Linked DNA regions of Homo sapiens: region 1 is linked to region 2. A link is an interaction called in ENCODE POLR2A ChIA-PET data of the cell type or tissue named here. Cell type or tissue: endothelial cell of umbilical vein. All regions are shown on one strand. Region 1 has its middle 44 kb from the start of CFAP54. Region 2 overlaps ELK3 (ETS transcription factor ELK3).

Region 1 (2,500 bases), 230 kb before region 2:
CAAAAATTAGCCGGGCATAGTGGTACGTGCCTCTAATCCCAGCTACTCAGGAGGCTGAGGCAGGAGAATTGCTTGAACCCGGGAGGCAGCGGTTGCAGTGAGCTGAGATCACGCCACTGCACTCCAGCCTGGGCAACACAGTGAGACACTGTCTCAAAAAAAAATACATAAAAATAAAAATCACACAAATGTATGAAAGGAAGATTGATGGAATATTATTTTAATAACAGCTATGAAGTACAGAAGATACAGAAATTTACTAGGGAAAATTAAAAGTAAGTAAATTAGAAGAAACAGGAAGTAGAAGGTGATAAAGAAGAATCATCCATCTGCTAAATTAGTAACTCTCATTCAATGTGGATTTCAATACAGTATTGTTACTCCACATTACTAAGTTCACTGAGAAGATATTTTAAGTGGCAACTTCCACTGTTAAGTTTAATTACTTTTACAAAGTAAGCCAGTCAGATTCCTCAGATGCCAGACTCTTAGTTATATTTTTCAGCAGGCCATAGCATCTCTAATACCCAGCAAAATCCAGGTTACCACAGACATAACTACTTCTTCGAAGTAGTCCAACCCTGTCTCTTTCACTAAACTAACTTGATTCCCTTGTTAATTTTGTATAAATGTTCTCCATGGAAACAGCTCCTTGTTAGTCATACTGAGAAAGGAGCAAAATAACCTGGCTGCTTGGGTATACCAATTACTATTATCAGTAGGTTTTTTGGTTTGTTTTTGTTTTTTACTCTCTTGAATTAATGAATTTGCTAGACGTCAAAGGAGACTTCAATGCTTATCAAACACAATCTTCTGTATAGATGGTTTTCCCATGAATGAACCCAAGATTTCCTATAAGAATTACACAATATGTGTTGTTCACTTTGCCAAGTCTTTATCTTGCCTATGATGTAAAGCTGAGCTCTGAGAGGGAAATACTGAGAGAAGGGTCAGCCGGAGGCCCTGAACCAACTTCATAGTTGCAAGGGGAAACTGACTAATCTTAGAAATTTGTTTTTCCTTCCTTGTCCTAGGCTTAATCCAACTGGAGGAAATTGACTGGCATTTCATTATTTTCCTTTACAATAAGCTTGGAGCAAGCTGCAGAGGAAACTAGTCAGGTCAGAGCAGAAAGGAAACTGCCTAGTACCTTCGTCAGTTTCCTGTTGCATCTGACTGATAGCAGAACGAAGAGGATGTGATGTTATGGTGCTGGGGTTTGATTCTGAGATGCTGCTGATAAAGGCTCCACCTTCCATTCAGTGGCTAGTGATTCATGGTTTTCTACTGACCTAATCTAGCTTCAGACTTCAGAGCTTTCCCTTTAAGAATCCCTTAGCTAACTAGAATTTCAACTGCTTATGCTGCGTAAGATATAGAGAGCCTAGAATGAAAATCTATTATTTATAAACAGCTCCCTGGTAATCTATCAAGCTCCAGAAATACACAAGATCTGTCTCCAGGGAAATTAGTTCCTTCAGGCTTTGGTCTGCTCACCACAGACATTTCCATGGGAAAAATGTCTTCTGATTTAGTCAAGTGGTAGGTAGGAGTGTTTTAAAGACATTTTGTTAGAATCTGTATCCCAAATATTCCTTTTTTCTTTCTTTCCTTTTAGAGACAGGGTATGGCTCTGTCGCCCAGGCTGGAGTACAGTGGTACAATCTCCACTCGCTGCAGCTTCAATTTCCTGAGCTCAGGCAGTCCACCCAACTCAGCGTCCCGAGTAGCTGGGACTAAAGGTGTGCACCACCACACCCGGCTATTTTTTTTTTTTTTTTTGTATTTTTTTTGTAGAGACAGGGTTTCACCATGTTGCCCAGGCTGGTCTGAAACTCCTGGACTCAAGCGATCTGCCCACCTTGGACTCCCAAAGTGCTGAGATTACAGGCGTAAGCCACCATGCCATGTCCAGCCCCAAATATTCTTAATAGGGCATATGACCATTCTATTTAAAAATTTTAATGACTTCTCCTTGATTTAGTATAAAATTCTAGTTTCTTTACAAATAATTTGAAAGCCTTATACTATCTATTGCCTACCTACCTTTCTAGACTTATTTCAAACTATCCCACTATTTTTTTTTGAGACAGAGTTTTGCTCTTATCACCCAGGCTGGAGTACAGTGGCACTATCTCAGCTCACTGCAACCTTCACCTCCTGGATTCAAGCAATTCTCCTGCCTCAGCCTCCCAAGTAGCTGGAATTAACAGGCATGCCCCACCACACCTAGCTAATTTTTGTATTTTTAGTAGAGATGGGTTTTCCCCATGTTGGCCAGGCTGGTCTCGAACTCCTGAGCTCAGGTGATCCGCCTGCCTCGGCCTCCCAAAGTGCTGGGATTGCAGGTGTGAGCCACTGCACCCGGCGAAGTTTTTTTTAAAAGAGTCCATACATAGTGTTCCAAGTTTTTGGAGCTTGGGCTTAGGCCGGGCTATCATCCTAAATGTCCTCACCATTTCTGTTTTTGTTTGTAATTCAAGTCCAGTTTCAGTTGCTT
Region 2 (2,500 bases):
TAGCATTTCCACCTGCCTGGCCTCCTCGGAGCTTCTTGTGCATCACAGAATCACTTTTCATTGCAATCCAACCCCATGTGTCAGAGACCATGTTCTGGGCATGACTTATGAGAACCCATATGGCAGACTTGTTAAATGTTCTCAACTGCCCTCTCCTTAGGTGACTGTGTAGCCCTGCACTGGAGTGGCTGTGGGAGGAGTGCTGACATTGGGGCTTTGCCATGTGATTGCATTTGGCCAGGAGACTGACACGGGAAAGTGACAGCATCCCATTGCCGAGTTGGGGTCTTGGAGGCATCATAAGTTGGCACTTTTCCTCCTGTGCTATGCTGCCAGGAAGCTGCTGCCCCAGAATGAGACACATGGAGGTGACCTGAACTCAACCCAAAGTCCGAAGCCAAGCCCCACCCGCCCATCATCTGAAGCAGCATCCGTGACACTGACTTGTGAGAAAAATAAATGCCACTGTAAGCCAGTGATCTTGGGGCAACTGGTTACACAGCACCACTGCAGCAAAAGCTGACTATTAAAATACATGATGTCTTTGTTTAAAAAAAAAATTCTCCCTTTGCTGGGGTGCTGTTATCTTTATGCTCTAGAGCTTGTGTTCAAAATCATGAGAAAGGCCGGCTGTGGTGGCTCACGCCTGTAATCCCAGCACTTTGGGAGGCTGAGGCAGGTGGATTACCTGAGGTCAGGAGGAGTTCAAGACCAGCCTGGCCAACATGATGAAATCCCATCTCTACTAAAAATACAAAAAACCAGCTGGGCGTGGTGGCCCGCGCTTATAATCACAGCTACTTGGGAGGCTGAGGCAGGAGAATAGCTTGAACCCAGGAGGCAGAGGTTGCAGTAAGCCAAGATCGCGCCACTGCACTCCAGCCTGGACAACAAGAGCGAAACTCCATCTCAAAAAAAAAAAAAAAAAAAAAATCACGAAAAAGTATGCTACTAGGTGTGGAGGGATCGGCTGATCACATTTTTACTCAGAGGCCACACATGGGCTAAGTGGCAGCCATGGGTGCTATGGCCATAACCTCAGGCAAAGGTAGAAGGAGAGAAAGAAAGAAAAAGGACAAAAAGGACAGGTGAAAGAGTAGAAAGGGAACAGGCAGAGGAGCAGTGGTGGGGATGGGGACCTACTGCTTCAGGGCCTCCCAGATTTCTGGAATAAAGGAACTCGCCTAGAGAAGGCAAGAGCTGTTCACTAGGAATCACAGAAATGCCCCCACAGTTCAACCAAGCTGCAGAGCTTGGGTGGCAGCTGCAGGCACAGGGGATCATCAGAGGATTACTCAGAGGGGTTGCTATGCGCAACACTGCTCCGGCGGAGGTGACTAAGGGCTCCAGCCTCTCCTGTCTGAGGCATGCCCAGCCTCGCCCCGTGCTGAGGGCCTCGTTCTCCTCTTCTCGCGCTCTCTTGAGCCACTCCTTCAACCTGGTGGATCCACCAGTTTCGATGACTGGGCAGTCATGTAGCCTTCCCGGTGGAAATCGCAGCCAGACATTACTCAGAGCTAAGTCGAAAAACTACTTTCCTGTGAGCTTATCATTGCATCTACAAAGATCAGTCACTCCTGTCTACGCTCAGAAGTCACTCTGGGGTATCGTGGAGCCCCCAGGCAGCTCTGGGACCCACCATCCTCTCTGGCCAGAGCCATCTGCATGATGAAAATGCGTGGTTGTCTGTGGCAGAGGTTTGGGTAGGGGGACAGGTGGGCAGTGGGCCACCAGCTGCCACAGCGCTCTCCATATTGTTTTCGTTCCACTCGACGTAGTTTAACTATGAGATCAAGTTTCATAATTTACACAACTATTTTCACATACAATCACACTGTACATTCCACTGCGCCTCTGCCAGTTGGAAATTTTGCCCTCTGGGGTGTTGGAAAACACAGACTTTGTACCATCATGCTGGGAGGTACGCCCTTCCAATAACCGCTAACACTACAGATTTTCGTAAACTCATCTATATGAGTATCTCTCTCACCGGAAAAAAAATTTAAACGATTTTTTTTTCTAAATTAATTCCTTGATACCTAGAATCCTTAATGAAGTCCAATGTCTTAACAGGCAGGTACAATAAAGCCCATTTATCTGGATGCCACTTTAAGGAATGTGAGTAATTCAGACAGTACACTGTGGCTTTTATTAAATCAACAATTGAAAAAGTGGTGGTACTTGAGATTTATGTTTGATAGATTATTATGCACATGGAGGCCTGCTCTAAGTTAAAATGTTTCATCTGCCTAACTTTACTTAGCTGATTTCCCACCACTCTGAGCTTCAAAAATGTAGAACACATAAAAGGCATGCTAGAAATCTTTTTTTTAAAATTCCCTTTATCTAATGAGAAAATGCTTATCTTGGCCGGGCGCGGTGGCTCACGCCTGTAATCCCAGCACTTTGCGAGGCCGAGGCGGGCGGATCACAAGGTCAGGAGATCGAGACCATCCCGGCTAACACAGTGAAACCCTGTCTCTACTAAAAATACAAAAAA

The links. ChIA-PET counts read pairs that join two places held together with the same protein. Peaks named below come from ENCODE experiments on the same cell type or tissue, not always from the same donor. Only the 100,000 strongest peaks of a DNase experiment are listed, where the experiment ranks them.
Region 1: POLR2A ChIA-PET joins it to region 2 with 13 read pairs; 3 of 35 experiments call an interaction of 5 or more read pairs at or near these places.

Annotation. Positions count from the first base shown.
Region 1 is chr12:96,444,638-96,447,137 of GRCh38, reverse strand. No RefSeq gene overlaps it. Among named protein-coding and RNA genes, the nearest start is that of CFAP54, 44 kb to the left of the region's middle. In endothelial cell of umbilical vein, no CTCF peak of the experiment used is centred here; a DNase peak (open chromatin) is centred at 1,087; H3K27ac peaks cover 2,229 bases.
Region 2 is chr12:96,218,816-96,221,315 of GRCh38, reverse strand. The region is part of intron 1 of ELK3 (ETS transcription factor ELK3); the gene reads right to left. Among named protein-coding and RNA genes, the nearest start is that of ELK3, 26 kb to the right of the region's middle. In endothelial cell of umbilical vein, no CTCF peak of the experiment used is centred here; a DNase peak (open chromatin) is centred at 1,395; H3K27ac peaks cover 2,500 bases.